2 separate regions of the Homo sapiens genome follow, and region 1 is linked to region 2. The links are chromatin loops, found by intact Hi-C in ENCODE. Cell type or tissue: heart left ventricle. All regions are shown on one strand. Each heading gives the region's core, and the rest is flanking DNA. Links, peaks and the distances in the headings are about the cores only.

Region 1 (8,348 bases), core at 296-8,295, 48 kb after region 2:
CACTTGGGCTGCTTTTGTCCCTGCCATTAGAGCCCTCACTCAGTACATGCTTAAATACAACAGTCATGATACCCTTTTAATTGAGGGTGAACTGTCTGATTTCTTACATATACCTACAAACACCTGAGGATGGCATTTAAAACATCTTATTGTCTGACCTGGTTTGGCTGTGTCCCCACCCAAATCTCAACTTGAATTGTGTCTCCCAGAAATCCCATGTGTTGTGGGAGGAATTGAATCATGGAGGTTGGTCTTTCTTGTGCTACTCTCATGATAGTGAGTAAGTCTCATGAGATCTGATGGGTTTATCAGGGGTTTCTGCTTTTGCTTCTTCCTCATTTTTCCCCTTGCTGCTGCCATGTAAGAGGTACTTTTCATTTCCCGCCATGAATCTGAGGCCTCCCCAGCCACGTGGAACTGTAAGTTCAACTAAACCTCTTTTTGTTCCCAGTTTCGGTTATGTTGTTATCAGCAGCATTAAAATGAACTAATATATTGTCCCATTTGTAAATATATGTGTGCCATATTCTTTATGATATTACTTTATCTGTTTTTTAATTTCATTGCCATCCAGAGACTTTTTCTCAAAATCCTAGTTATTTAAATCTTCTCATAGTTCTCCCATGAATTGGATTATTTGTTAGCATAATAGAATGCAGGGTAGAGGATCTAAAGTGCCTATATAGAAAGCCTTGTGTTTTAATTTTATTTCTATGAATTCATTTGTGTATTCATTCAGCATTTATTTATTGATTCTGGAAATGTATTTGAGTAAGGAAACAAAAATTAACATAGTATATCCACAATCCTTAATTGTCACACACACACACACACACACACACACAGAAACACATACACACATGTTTTGAGGGCAAAGGCAGCCACAGTTTACAGTAAAGTCTACTTGTGAGCAAATTCAGCTGACTATCCATGTGGTTCTTATGGAATTATTAAGGATATGGATTATTGGTTTTAAGATTAAAAAAGAGTTTGTTTCCACATCTGCTTAGTTGTCAGAGATCCAAATTCACACTAAACTCAAGAGTTTCTGTTGTCATAAAAGGGAGTTTGTTAGGACAAGGCAAAGTCCTTAGAAGACATTTAGACACTTGAACATTCTGTCAAAGTCATCAGTCAGCTCCTGCTGCCACTGGGGTTTCCATTTTTCATATTGGCATTCACTTCATGAGAAAGAACTGCCATCCTCATCTCTAAGCGTGTCCTGGAACGGGACTGAGTTAGGGCACTTGTCCTCTCTGACTTCATATGCCAGTCATAGAATAGGCAATGGCATGGATTATACTGATTAATTCATGAGCTAGCTTCTCCTGCATGTGGGAGGAGTGAACACCTGAATGAAAATCTGGACAAAGTTAGGAAATAGAATAGGGAGGCGGATGCTGAGTGGACGACATGCTGATTTCTGGCACTTCCTTGCAAACTGCAACTAGGATCTAGCTCTTTCAAACCTCAGTAGAGAAATGAATATATCTCTCATTATTTATGATTCTTTCCTTAGATTTGTTGATGTTTGACTGTGACAGCCACGAGTTGCCTTTCTTGTGTTACAAAGTTAGATGTGACTTGACTGAGCTTTTAGTATAGTAAATTGTAACTGCTTTTAAATTTCAAGGTATGCCTTAGGATGAGTGTCTGTGGAGGCTTTTGCTTGTATCTTCCCAGCTTCATCTGTGAATGACAATCTTACACACTCTTCAAGGCTCACTTGGCCCGTTTCTGCCGTGGAAAGTCATCACTCTTCAGTGCTTACAGCACTTCCTGCTTGTCATTCCCTCTGTTTCTCAGTGCTGAATCCTTTTATTTTTTGGCATTCTTTGGCATACTTAAACCCACCACGAGCAGATAGGACAGATGCTGTAAGCAATTCCAGGTTGGCATTTGGTGTGAGCTACAGGGAGGGAAGGCATGGAAACAGGAAATCTTAAGTGCTGGCAGAAGAGTAACTGTGGGACTAACGGATTTATCTGATGATTCCTGTAATAACTTGGTAAGGAATAAGAAAGCAAAACACTTAGAATTTTGAAAAGAGAGTGTAGAGACCTGGATGATGTCAAGGTTGTGGCTAGTGAATAAATTTAGAGCTTCAGATCGTTGGAATAAAAGAGCATTTGAGGAACAGTTGGAGCCGGCAAGCTATGCCAGGGCCAGCTAGTAGGAGAACATTTTCATTTGTGCTTCTATGAAGCAGTGAAAAAACTCATTTCTATATGAAAGGCATCCAAACTGCAAAAAAAATAATTGCATATTACTTAATATCCCACGAACATATATCTATTTTACATCCTCAAAGCTCTTCTTCAACATTAACTCGTATGTTTTATTTGGAACCAAATCAATGCATGATAGAAATATTTTTTAAAGTTTTTAAACAGCTCTGTTTAAATATCAGTTTTCCATAACGAAAATCTTGTTCTTGCACCATGAGAGGGCTTCCATATAATCATTTTTTAAGGAGTGTAGAAAGTGTTATGCTTAAAAATAGACAATGAGCACTAAGAACATTAAGTTTGTAACAGCAATTCTAAGCTGTTTCTTCCAAAACTGTTGCCCAATCTCTCCCACAGGAAAGCCTTGTACAACATGTCACACTCAAGACATTAATCCATGTGGATGTGTTAGAAATTACACCTGAAAATGGCAATGACCTCAGTCTAGGTCTGTGATGCACTGTTGTGTTAACAAGAACTTTTTGTTACTTTATGCACATTTTCTGTACTATCTGAGAGATGCCAGTATCTTATCCACACACGAGAACTTTATTCTAAATATTTGTAAATTTTCCACCTGCAGTCAGTCAATTATTATAAATAAGATGAAAAACACTTGTACTGTTTCCTGTAACCAATACATTGTTTAATTAAGGAGGATTGCTAAGCCTGAAAACATAAAGATAGTTGGTAGTGGGTTTTGAAGTCATAGAGGACATTTTCTAAAATGCTTAAATCTCACACTTCTGGGTACCAATTTGATTCAGACTCCTCTAAAGAGAAATAGCACTCTGGGGGAATAATCAGCCCCAAGAACTATACCTATTAGAAAATCTCTCACCTTATATAAGGTAGAGAACCAGAAGTGGTGAGAAAACTTCCTTCTGTGAAGGAATCAGGGCTTGAGGTCCCATACGCTTATTTCTAGAACAGAAATTACTTTGCAAAATTTTCTATGAAATCTTCCCTAAATTTCAGACTGTCAAAGTTGACATAAAAATGAGTAATAGTTTTTTGTTTTGTTTTCTTTGTTTGTTTGAAATTTTGCACAACTTTATCCATTCAGAAATGTGGGTGTTGAACCACAAAACTGATAGAGTGCCTTCCAAATATTAACTGAAATATGTATTAGAAAAATTAAGAAGTGACAAAAAGAAGAGTTTACTGCATCTTCACATTTCATGTGAGACACTGAGTTCGTCTCCACATAAATGGAAGCAAAATAAGCTGAAACACAAACAAACCTGTGGTTTCAATTCGGCTTGTGGACCACCAGTTTGAAATATCTAAATTACTGCCTTGACTTCATATCTTTACAAATGTTTCATATAAACCAGAAATTACTTAACCATAGTAGTAGTCTTTTCACATAATTCTTTTTTACAGTTTTCAGATAACTAAAGCAACATTATATCCATGTTTAATAATTTGAAATGCTCACTTCTAGTAGAATGTAGAATAGTATATATTAAAGAGTGTTAACTTGAAGATCAGAGATTTTATGCTAGAATATATATTGGTCTTTTAAAATGTTTCTTCCTCAATCTAAAGTAATAGACCCAGGCACATTTAAAATCTTCAGGCTTTCTGTATATCTAGTTCATTAAGTAGCAATATGTTCAGTTGTGGGAAATTGTTACTTTTCAAGGTAACAATGTAGATCCCAAAAGCCCTGGTTAACAGTTCTTAAACATAAACACAAAACAGGACAAAAACAAAACAAACAAAAATAAATCAGTTCTCCAGAAAAAGAGAGTGAGAGGGAGGGGGAGAAAGAGAGTGAGAGCGAGAGAGCAAGAAAGAGAGAGAGAGAGAAATTTCACTAATGTAATGAATATGCCCCACATACTTTGTAAATAACAATATTTTAAATATAAATTCCATATAGCCAATGGACTCTTACAGAATGTGTTCTTCAATTTTTGCCAAACTCTTACATCTATACCCAACCTGTGGTTTTAATTGACTAACAAGTGTAGTTTGAATGTTGGTTGATGTTTTTGTTTACATTAATGAGAAAGACAAATGTGAAATTACCAAGATGTGTTGGAACTTCATTTGTTCATCAGTGATGTGAGTAACTGCTGAATTGGATAATAGTTTTGGAACACTGGAAGAATATTTCTTCAACATTTTTTATGCTATTCACAGTGTGACAGCTATAGAGATAGTATGTTATAACGTTTTTCTGTATTATTATCATGCTTTCTGCTTCTTAGTCTAGACAATCAGCAAAACAATAAACAAAGCCCTGATTTGTAATATTTGCCAATTTCCATGGGGTAAATGCTCCTACCACGGTTAGCTTCAAGTTAGCAATGTGATGTCACTGTATGTAGAATTAGGAAGGGCTGCGTGTAGCACATTATTATATAATATTTCTACCAGATACTATAGATGTAACTAACTTCAAAAGCATAGGTAATAATAAAATGTACTAAAATAATTATGAAAAAAGTTTAAAATTTTAAAAAAAGAAGAGTTTAAACATTTGCCAACTAATTTATTGTAGATAAGGTTGCACTTTGGCAAAACTGTGAAGTAGATAGAAAATATTTTTGTAATCCATTCATTGTTTTACCTCCCTTCCATACATCCTCACCATGGGCATACCATCCTGTATCATTTAGGACTACTAGTTATCAATTCATGTACATCATCTCATTTAATGTGCACCCATTTTATAACAGGAAAGTTGAGTCTCAGGGAAGCTTATTGCTACCAAGTTCTAAATTACAACTATGACAAATACTGCACATCTTTGTTGTCTCACACAAGTTTATTTCTTGCTCACACAAGTTATTTGTTGCTGTGGGTCTGGGTGAATCTTTAGGGCAGCAGTTAGCACAATTTTCTATAAAGGACCAGACAGTAAATATTTTAAGCATTGCTAGCCAAAGGGCAACATTGAGCAATAATCTCGCTGCAGGGATAGCAGTTATTTTCATATTTCACTTTTCAAAATGTAAACACCATTTTTAGCTGGTGGGCCACAGAAAACAGGCTGCAAGAGGGATTTTTCCTCTAGGTCAGTGTTTGCTGACTCCTGCTCTTAGATAGCAGTCCTCAACATGGACATTGGTGAATGGTGATAATGCCTGTTATTGCTGGATATTCCATTTGTGTGTATATCGGAATCTACTACTGGAAGCTGTAGCAATGGAATCTTATGTGGTGGGGGGACTAGATGAGAGAAAGCCATAGTAAGAATTCTAGGGCTTGAGTGGTACAGCATTGACGGAAGCTGTCATCTCTATCAGAAAGAGAAAAGTGAATGCTAATAACCTCAACTACTTTGTGTTAAGTATAATGTTTTAAAATAGAACCAGTTACAGAGAGGTTGTGACATTTTTGGTGGATGACATTGACATTTTCATATTTAGACAATATGAGATATAGTATATAATCACTTGTAATTTTTGAGAAATAAGATAAACCCTTTAGATTTAGCACCTTCCTTTCTAATACAACATTCTTCCGAGAAAAAAAGTTTGATATTTTGCCTTTTTGATTGTTTTTTGATTAAATGCTTAAGGAAAAATTACAAAAAGTGCATTTTACTTACTTTTCAAACTATAAAGAAAGAGTACAACATTAAGGTACTGGCGGGTTTTGAGTAGGAGAGAGAAAATGATCAATTCAACTGAAAAACATAACACCTTTGATTCGATAATCCTGTTAGATTAAAATTAAAGATGTGGAATGTGTTAAAAACAAAGACAGATGTTATTTTGATATATGGTTTAAAAGTTGATTTTCCCTTCAAAAGTTATTAGAATTAGCAAATAAGAATATAGGATGCCTGATTAAATATGAGTTCCAAATATTGAACAGGACATACTTACACCAACAACATCCTAAACATATATAATATATGACACATACCTTGGGTTCTCTCAACCCCTTCTCCCCACTTCTGTATGATTTACAGAGCATCCTGCATATTCTGCCAACACATTATAAAAATAAAAACAACATAGTTTTTTTTTTTTTTTTTCTGCTTTCCCTCACTGGATTGTAACTTTTTTGGGGTGAAACCTGGGTCTTATTCATCATTGTATCTTTAGTGATAAGCCCATATTTTGTTGCAGTAAAGGTACTTTATTAGTATTAAATGAATGAATGCATTGGCTCAAATAGCTGGAGGGAAGGATAAAGGTCAGAAATCTTGAGGTGATAATAATTATTCTTAAAAAGAAAAATAACATTTCCAATAGTATAATAAAATAATTACCAATAATTATCTAAAAAAAACAACAACATTGAGTTCCTACTATCTGCCATTCACATGCCAAAGAAATTTTCTGTATGGTGTTTAGTCCTCTGACAACCTCAGGAAACTGAGCATCAGAAAGGTAAAGTTATTTGTTCCTGTTCATATTACTAGTAAATATATAGCCAGGTACAAGTCAAAGTTATGTCTAACCCTAGTGCTGTTCTCTTACACAGTACAAATCTGTACCTCTTTGAGTGTGAAACAAACCATGACAGTTTAACAAAATAATGGGCCAATGTAATAATATGTTGTGTTGCTGTAGTTTATTTTGAGACATATTTGATGGAAACGGATGTGAAAGGAATACAAAGGTAGTTGATCTGGAGTTCAGATTGCATTAAACATAGCATAATATTTACAGCCATGTTATGGTGATACAATTAATATAGTAGTATATTAGTCAAAATGTCATATTAGCAGGGGCCTAAGAGAAGCCCTTGGCCTTGCTTTAGCCTCATTTTTTGCAGTAGTTATGATCTGTAAACTAGCTGCACACTGGATTGCCAAATATTGAACTTTTGCTCCTGGGGGAAATACATGGTTAGGTCCCCTGTAAGTCTCTAGTTACACTATTTTCATTAGCTTATTAGCATACATCCTTGTTTTATGTGTGTTACTGTTTAAAAACTCTCATTCTCTCTCTCACACACGTGCACACACACACACACACACAGAGACAGAGAGAGAGAGAGAGAGAAAGAGAGATTAACATTGCACTTACAGCCAGTGGCACTCAACCAACACTCTAACTCGTCTGAGTGAAGCTTATCTGACATGCATATTTTCTTATAAGGCTCATCACTGCCTTCTGCTTAGGGACATTAGACAGCAGTTCAGCACTACAGCTGGGGGCCATTTTAAACAGTGAAATCACCAAGGAAAAGCACAAAAATGCAAAAGAATTTATATATGGCACTAAATAGACCATGAAAGGGGCACTTGTTTAAGTGTGACAATTGAAACAAGGCAAAGCATTGCTTTGTTTGTCCTCAGCTGGGAACATGTGTATCAGATGACTCAAACTGCTTGCTGCTCTGCACAGGTTAGTGAATGACTATGAAAGTGCTGTATTACTTTGGGACATAGGAATAAATTGTAGTGAATAAGAAGATTTGCAAAACAGGACCTGCAAACATTGAGGACTGCCTGTGTATCTATTATAAAATAGACTCGTTATTCCCATTCCTAAGATTTGGGCTATGTGCGTTTTTCTACTTTATCTCATTCTTCTCCTGTTGTTGTCATTGGATACAGTTATTGCTGCCGAGGTTATGTCCTGTGACCACTAGGCTTTGTTTGCTGTAAGCCATTTCTTCAGATAGGAGAAAGTTGTTTATTGGGTCTGGTTTGGTATGTTAGCATATCTGCACAGTTCAGAGCCCACTCCACCCCACTTCTATCATTAATGAAGTGAGAGAAAGGTTAGGAGCTCTCCATTAAACCCACAGAATGTATTCTAAGGTGGATTCATTTGTTTAGAGGATTTGCAAAATTTGAGGGGGGCTGTGTACTTGGTGGATTGTTTCATGCACTTTCAGCTAGCCAATAAGAAATTAACCATTTTATCTTGGGAAATGTTTCCCGTGCTTTATTCCAGTAAGAAAAACTGAGAGTTCACTAACTTGGTAGCTATTAGGATATTACTCAAATGATCATTATACTAGCATGTCCGGAAGTCAAAAGGAAGAGGTAAAAGATAACTCTTCCATATGAGGCTGACTTACCAATATGTACTTTCCTTTCCCTGTGGGAGGGCTAGGCATTTCTGGAGGCTATAAACTCTTCCAGGCTACCAGTGCATCTCAGAACTTTAATTTTTGAAATGGTACCCTAGAGGTCTTATA
Region 2 (8,348 bases), core at 299-8,298:
AAACTCAGTCAAAAAAAAAAAAGAGTAAAGTATAAAAATTGCAGAGTAGATCCAGTTTTCCAAAAAGAACTTCCCTGCTTTGATGAACTTCATCCACTTAATCATGTTCCACTCTTTTTTTTTTCTTTGAGACGGTGTCTCGCTCTATTTTTAGTAGAGATGGGATTTCACCATGTTGGCCACGATGGTCTCGATCTCTTGACCTCGTGACCTGCCTGCCTCAGTCTCCCAAAGTGCTGTGTGCGATTACAGGCGTGAGCCACCGCGCCTGGCCAGGTTCCACTCTTGCTCATAGTTCTCTAGTGTTCATTATTTGTTTTATCCACCACTGGAGTTTTTTTCTCACTTCCAGTTAGTAGCTTCTCAGACTTTATGTTTGTGCATTTTTATCACAAGAGCCAAATATTTACAGTTGAGCAAGACAGAGAAAGTAACATAAAAAGTTAACAATTCCAGGGAGGACACTAAAATAACAAGTCAGCCTTTTGTTAATTTCTTCTTCTTAGCAATACACTGGCTTCCTGATGTAATCTCATCACATGTTTTAATTATGTGAGCCTCCTCATCTGTAATCCCAAAGTGCTTTGCAGATATTTTATGTCAATTTGGAATTGAGCCATAAGTGCTCATTCTTATTTTATGAGTAAGGAAAGTTGTTGTCATTCAACAAGTGTAAACTTAGAAAAACTTCAGTACTTGTTGCTGCAAGAACCTCCCACTCCCACACAATACCACTCTCTTCTTTGCAGCTGTGGGGACTGGTCAAAGGTGTTTCTTTCTGATGCATCTGCACTTTGCATAGAAGAGATATAATAGCTCCCTCAACTTCTGCATTTCCCTGAAGAATGCGTACTTCTGTGGAAGGAGTAGAAGCTGCTAGGAGCTCCAACACTTCCCACTTTTTAGTGGCTGTATTTCATAAAATACAGTTTAAGGTAAGGATGAACCTTTAGGAAATAGTTTATTTATGAAAGATCTTGTAAGCCATGACAAGGAATTTGTATTTTATCCTGAGGACATATGAAGTCATTGGCATACATAGAAGAGTTAATATGATCAATTTGTCATGGAAAAATAGAAAGCTCCAGCTGCAATGAAGATAATGGACTGGAGTCCAGTAAGCCTGAAGGCATCTAGACCAGTGAAAAGGTTGTTAAAATAATCTAAGCTTGAAGGGATGGTGGTCTATAACAGGATAATACATTACAGATAATTTTGAAAGTTATTTAAGGGCAAGATCTGGCAGGAGCAAGTGATTGGATAAGTTTAAGAGAGAGAGAAAAGAATCAAAGATAATGTCTAATTGAAGGGCTGGGCAACTGGGTATATCATTGAGATAGACAGCATGTGGAGAGGACCAGGTTATTGGAGCAAGGAAATGAGTTTGTCTTTAAAAGTAATTTATATTACTCACAAAATTAAAGCTTTAGCTTTTTCTCCAGTTAAAAATGTATTGCAAATCTTTGAGCTGAGAAAACTTCTGCTCTATGTGTAGTTCCTCATCTAGATCTTTTCCTAGTTCATTCATTTAGATGTTGTATTAAAATAGGGTTTGGCAGACTATGGCCTGTGGGCTAAATGTGCCCTGCTGTCTGGTTTTGTGTGGCCCACAAGTTAATAATGGCTTTTACGTTTTTAAATGGTTGGGGGAGGGGAATGTTTTAAAGAATATTTCCTGACAAGTGGAAATTATATAATATTTAAATTTCAGTTTTCACACATAAAATTGTGTTGGAACACCATCATGCCCGTTCATGTACATGTTGTACATGGAAGCTTGTGTGTCATAGCCACAGAGTTGAGTAGTTGCAGCAGGGACCTTATTACAATGCCTAACATTTATGCTAACTGACCCTCTACAAAAATGTTTTCCAATCCTTACTAAATGATTGTCTCATTCTCGAATTTGATGATGCTAAATTTAAAACAAAATTCTTTTTAAAAATTCAATAGCATTCTAGTTGAGGGATCAGGTACTTTCGGGTTTTCAGATTTATAAGCTGTGTCAGCCACCAGATGCTCCAATGTAAAACTCGTTAATGCATTTAATTACTATTGACTTTTTCTAATATCTATGATACCAGAGCAGTGTATTTCAGAAAAGATGTAGTTAATCTAGGTGGAAGAAAAAATTGAGATGCCATCTTAGCTGGGTTTATCTTTATGCTAACAATAAAAAATAATAATAGCAAATGCTTTCTCTGGGTCGCTTCAAGTTGCAGTATCATTAACAATACAGCAATATTTTATGTTACAGTAAACTTTATTAGAATGTGTTAGGTAGTGAGGTGATGCTATGTGCTACATGGTAGCTGTTATAGCTGAAATTGGTTTGCAGTCATGCTTCAGCCTATTTGCTTTTAGAAAAAAATAACTTTATCCAGCCAACCATAGTAATAACTATTTTTCAAGTAGCATCTCATACTATTTTCAGGATTATAAGTAAGCCTTGATACTATGAGACAGATTTTTCTACTGCATACAAAGCAAGGCATTGTATATTCACTTGTTCAGTTTGCTTAAAGTGATATAAAATATTTTAAAGTATATTAGAAATGTATTCCTCAGCCAATTAACAATAGCTGATCTAATAAGCATTACCCTTTGATTTGGAAACACTTGAGTCAATTGTCATCTGTTTTAAAATATGATATCTTTTGCTTCAGCGCTTCTTTGAGAATTACTATCATATTTACATGACGGTCATAATTATAAGATGTCTATGAGTATTAACCCTTTTTACCATGAAATAGTAAGCCTCAAGTGGAAGCTATACAACTTGTCTTTTTGTTTATACTAATGATCAAATGTAGTGGCACTTTGGCCCATTGTTTTGCTTCTTTTAGTCTTACCAATTTATTTACATTGAGATTTTAAATAAAATTTGAACAACTAAGACATATTTGTGTTTATTCAAACAGAACATGGATTAAAGTAGATATTGAGAAGCATTGGTGTATATTACATATGGGCTAATGATGGTTTCCTAATCCAAAACTCAAACAGAACATGGATTAAAGTAGATATTGAGAAGCATTGGTGTATATTACATATGGGCTAATGATGGTTTCCTAATCCAAAACTCTTGCCATTTATGTCACTGGTTCATTTCCCCAATTCCTGTAATGTGCCAACCTTTCCCTCCAGCATGACATACCTTTGCACATATGAATTAGCTTTGTAAGCTTAACTTATGTACCCTACTTGTGTTTTGAGACTACTTTGAGTGATTCTTAAATGATAAGCTCTATTTGCATGGGCTTAATAAATCCATGGAGCCTTCAAAACATTTGAGGATTATTTTGTGAAAACTCTTCAGCCTTGGACATTGCCTAATTCTTGAATTATTAACTACTGATGGCGTCGAAGACCCAAGTCATTCCTGAATTGCATTCTCTGGTTCTAAAATCTGCTTTCTCTAATTCTAAAATCCTTCCTCTTCCCCCACTTTCATTCAATATGCCCCTGTGTTTAATGTGGCTTTCCATTCCTACCTTTCTTTTGACTAGCCTTCCCAGTTTATGGTGTGAAAGCAAGTTGAAATTAGAACATTGAGTGAGATCGTCAAGAGTCAGGCATTAGACTTTGTGGAGTGCTTACCATGTACTGTGCACTTTACACAAGTTGAAGTTGAGTTTATGTAAATCTCATAAGTAACTTTTAAGGGAAGTATTGTGTCCGGAATTGGTGGGTTCTTGGTCTCACTGACTTCAAGAATGAAGCCGCGGACCCTCGCAGTGAGTGTTACAACTCTTAAGGTGGCACATCTGGAGTTTGTTCCTTCTGATGTTCGGATGTGTTCGGAGTTTCTTCCTTTTCGTGGGTTCGCGGTCTCACTGGCTCAGGAGTGAAGCTGCAGACCTTCGCGGTGTGTGTTACAGCTCTTAAGGCAGTGCGTCTGGAGTTGTTCGTTCCTCCCGGTGGGCTCGTGGTCTGGCTGACTTGAGGAGTGAAGCTGCAGACCTTCGCGGTGATTGTTACAGCTCATAAAAGCAGCGTGGACCCAAACAGTGAGCAGTAGCAAGATTTATTGCAAAGAGCAAAAGAACAAAGCTTCCACAGTGTGGAAGGGGACCTGAGCGGGCTGCCACTGCTGGCTCCCGCAGCCTGCTTTTATTCTTTTATCTGGCCCCACCCACATCCTGCTGATTGGTAGAGCGGAGTGGTCTGTTTTGACAGGGCGCTGATTGGTGCATTTACAATCCCTGAGCTAGACATAAAGGTTCTCCGTGTCCCCACCAGATTAGTTAGATACAGAGTATCCACACAAAGGTTCTCCAAGGCCCCACCAGAGTAGCTAGATACAGAGTGTGGATTGGTGCATTCACAAACCCTGAGCTAGACACAGGGTGCTGATTGGTGTGTTTACAAACCTTGAGCTAGATACAGAGTGCCAATTGGTGTATTTACGATCCCTGAGCTAGACATAAAGGTTCTCCAAGGCCCCACCAGAGTAGCTAGATACAGAGTGTCCATTGGTGTACTCACAAACCCTTTGAGCTAGACATAAATGTTCTCCAAGGCCCCACCAGAGTAGCTAGATAGTGTCGATTGGTGCACTCACAAACCCTGAGCTAGACACAGGGTGCTGATTGGTGTGTTTACAAACCTTGAGCTAGAGACAGAGTGCAGATTGGTGTATTTACAATCCCTGAGCTAGACATAAAGGTTCTCCAAGGCCCCACCAGAGTAGCTAGATACAGAGTGTCCACTGGTGCATTCACAAACCCTGAGCTAGACACAGGGTGCTGAGTGGTGTGTTTACAAACCTTGAGCTAGAGACAGGGTGCTGAGTGGTGTTTTTACAAACCTTGAGCTAGAGACAGAGTGCTCATTGGTGTATTTACAATCCCTGAGCTAGACATAAAGGTTCTCCAAGGCCCCACCAGACTCAGGAGCCCAGCTGGCTTCACCCAGTGGATCCCGCACCCGGGCTGCAGGTGGAGCTGCCTGCCAGTCCCGCGCCCTGCGCCTGCACTCCTCGGCCCTTGAGTGGTCGATGGGAGTGGGCGCCCTGGAGCAGGGGGTGGAGCTGTCGAGGAGGCTTGGGCCGCACAGGAGCCCATGGAGGGGGTGGGAGGCTCAGGCATGGCGGGCTGCAGGTCCCGAGCCCTGTCCCGCAGGAAGGCAGCCAAGGCCTGGTGAGAAATCGAGCGCAGCGTCGGTGGGTTGGCACTGCTGGGGGACCCAGTACACCCTCCGCAGCCTCTGGCCCGGGTGCTAAGCCCCTTATTGCCCGGAGCCGGCAGGGCCGGCCGGCTGCTCCGAGTGCAGGGCCCGCCAAGCCCACGCCCACCCGGAACTCCAGCTGGCCCGCAAGCGGCGCACGCAGCCCCGGTTCCCGCTTGCGCCTCTCCCTCCACACCTCCCTGCAATCTGAGGGAGCCGGCTCCGGCCTTGGCCAGACCAGAAAGGGGCTCCCACAGTGCAGCGGTGGGCTGAAGGGCTCCTCAAGTGCCGCCAAAGTGGGAGCCCGGGCAGAGGAGGCGCCCAGAGCGAGGGAGGGCTGTGAGGACTGCCAGCACGCTGTCACCTCTCAGTATGATTATTTCCAAACGAAGGAAAAGAAACTCAAGGAGGTTGATGTTTTGATCAACTAACAAATCTGGAGCCTGCCTTCAGCTTGGGTATGTTTGGCTTTAAAACCTGCAGTTTTTCCATGTCACCTGCCTGTCTCCCCAAGAGAAAAGTAATATATGGAAAAGAATAGAGAGGTGAGGAATAAGCCTTGGAGAAATCACTCTTTAGCAGGTAGACTCAAAAATCAAGAGCCAGGAAAGAAAACCCAAGATGGAGGCAAAAAGATGGCAAGAAAATGATAGTCATTATCTAAAAAGCCATGGGGTGTGGGATTTCTAAGAGAAAGGAATTATTATGGTTGAATTGGTTGAAGTGAGGCTGGTGGAAGGTCCTAGTTGCTGGCCTAACAGGCATGTTTCATTGTGTCTCTTTTCTCCATTCATCCTGTTAGTCTGCAAGTATTCTCCCTCGAGACCCCTAGTACTCTGTGCAGGGGACTAAAGACACAACCCTCTCAAATATCAAGCATCTACCGCTTTTCTAAGTTCTGCGTCATGAACTGCTGTTCATGGAGTGTTTCATTTCAGAAAGAAAGAGTCTTGTAAAATAAAGTTCTCTTTATTTACTAGGCCAACTAACTAAAAGTAGAATACTTATTTTTTTAGACGGCATTTCTTTGAAGTTGATGTGTTTAGGTGCTATCTCAGGGAGCCAGCTTTGTAGCTGTTTACCACATTTCCTGAGGCAACCTTGTGCGAGGGCTGGAGAATTGTAACAAGTGTCTTGACTTTCTCTGCACCTGGAGATTAATGTGCTGGTAAAAACTTTATGAACCCTTAATCATTCATTGCAAACATATTGGATCCTCTAAAGCTTAAAAGCTTCAGCATTCATAATTAAGAGACAACAGAACAGGATCATGTAAATATGAAAATGGCCTCCGAGAAAGTTGAATGAACTTTCTCGTTTTCTTTATTTAAGTTGTGGACACTTTAATTTTGAACAGAAGCATATTTTCTTAGTTATAGAAATCAGGTATAAAATTATCCCTACTGTTAAAATGATAATGAAAGAAATTTTAAATGACAAGTAGGTAATTTCAGGAAAACAGATTGTATCTCCTTGTTACTTACTGTAACTATTAGTTGTTCCCTCCTCTCCCCTAACATACATTATCTTCTGCTTGAAACAATAGATAGTTGTATTAGAATAGTGTATTCATTTGCTGGGGCTGTAGTTACAAAGAACCGCAAACTGGGTGACTTAGCAGAAATTATAGTCTCACAGTTCTGGAGGCTGAAAGTCTCAGATTTGTATGTCACCTGCCTGTCTCCCCAGGAGAAAGATAATATATGGAAAAGAATAGAGACGTAAGGAATAAGGAATAAGGGTGTCAGCAGGGTTCCCTTTTAGGGCTGTGATCTGTTTTAGCATCTTGTAGCTTCTGGTGGTTTGTGGGCAATTTCTGGTGTTCACTGGCTTCTGCTCCATCATCCTACTCTCTGCCTTTATCTTCATGATATGGTTTGGCTGTGTCCCCACCCGAATCTCACCTTGAATTGTAATAATCCCCACATGTCAAGGGTGGGATCAGGTGGAAATAATTGAATCATGGCAGTGGTTTCCCCCATCCTGTTCTCATGATAGTAAGTGGGTTCTCACCAGATCCGATGATTTTACAAGGAGTTTCCTCCTTCACTCCGCTCTCATTCTCTCTCCTGCCACCCTGTGAAGAGGCACCTTCTGCCATGATTCTAAGTTTCCTGAGGCCTCCCCAGTCATGTAGAACTGTGAGTCAATTAAACTTCTTTTCTTTCTAAATTACCAGTCTCAGGTATGTCTTCATTAGTAGCATGAGAATGGACTAATACACTTCATATGGCCTTCTCCCTCTATGTGTGTCTGTGTCCAACTTTCCCCTTTTTATAAAGACACTAGTTCTTATTGGATTAAGGGACCACCCTACTCCACTATGACCTTATCTTTACCCAACTAATTACATTTGGAGTGACATATTTCCAAATAAGGTCACATTCTGAGCTACTGTGGGGTAGGATGTCAACATATGAATTTTGGAGAGACAAAATTCAACCCTCAACAGATAATGTAGGTTATTCTGTGATAACAGATGACTCCAAAATTCCAGTGTCTTAGAACCACAAAGGTATGTTTCTTTCTTAAATTTCAGTGGGGTTCTTGGTACTTCTTCTATCATCCTGCAAGCTGTGGCTCAGTGTTGAGCCTTCATGTAGCATCTGCTTCCATGATCTCCCAAGTAAGGGAAGAAAGCTCCGAAAGGTTTAGGACCAGCAAAAAAAAATTTGTACTGGAAAGTGATGCATGTCTTGTACTAAAATTTTATTGACTGAAATGTATCACATTCCTCACTTAAATTCAAAGAAGTAGAGAAACGCAGTTCATCCTATGTGACAAGAAAGAGGAGAACCAGAGATACTAATGAGAAGGAGTATACCTTCATCCATGTATCTGTCGATCAATATTAAAAAAAAAAGAAAACTAGACATCTATTTCGAAGTCTTGACAAGATTTGTAGCTGTCTAGCTAAATAAGGTTGTTTTCCTAGGACTTGAAATGTTGAGCCATTAATTAGTTCTCCTTTCTGCCTCTCCCTCACTCAGGGAGGATTCATTCCTGAAATGAAAATGGAAGGTGCATCTTTATGAGTAAAAGCTACTCTAGTTTATATTGTGGGGAGTATTTGTTGGATATACTATGGCAATTCCCATGCACAGATAACCATGGTACAAGGCTGAAAGAACATGTGTATGGGTCTTTCTCAGATCTAATTTATTTGTTTTGTAGAAAGG

Evidence for each region. A loop is a pair of places that touch in the nucleus more often than their neighbours do. Peaks named below come from ENCODE experiments on the same cell type or tissue, not always from the same donor. Only the 100,000 strongest peaks of a DNase experiment are listed, where the experiment ranks them.
Region 1: a loop joins it to region 2, with 8 times the contacts of the local background. A loop is called at or near these places in 2 of 110 quality-filtered maps.

What each region holds. Positions count from the first base shown.
Region 1 is chr13:93,498,275-93,506,622 of GRCh38, forward strand. All of the region lies in intron 1 of GPC6 (glypican 6), which reads left to right. Among named protein-coding and RNA genes, the nearest start is that of GPC6, 280 kb to the left of the region's middle. In heart left ventricle, for the core only: no CTCF peak of the experiment used is centred there; no DNase peak of the experiment used is centred there; H3K4me3 peaks cover 522 bases.
Region 2 is chr13:93,449,812-93,458,159 of GRCh38, forward strand. The region is part of intron 1 of GPC6 (glypican 6); the gene reads left to right. Among named protein-coding and RNA genes, the nearest start is that of GPC6, 230 kb to the left of the region's middle. In heart left ventricle, for the core only: no CTCF peak of the experiment used is centred there; a DNase peak (open chromatin) is centred at 5,090.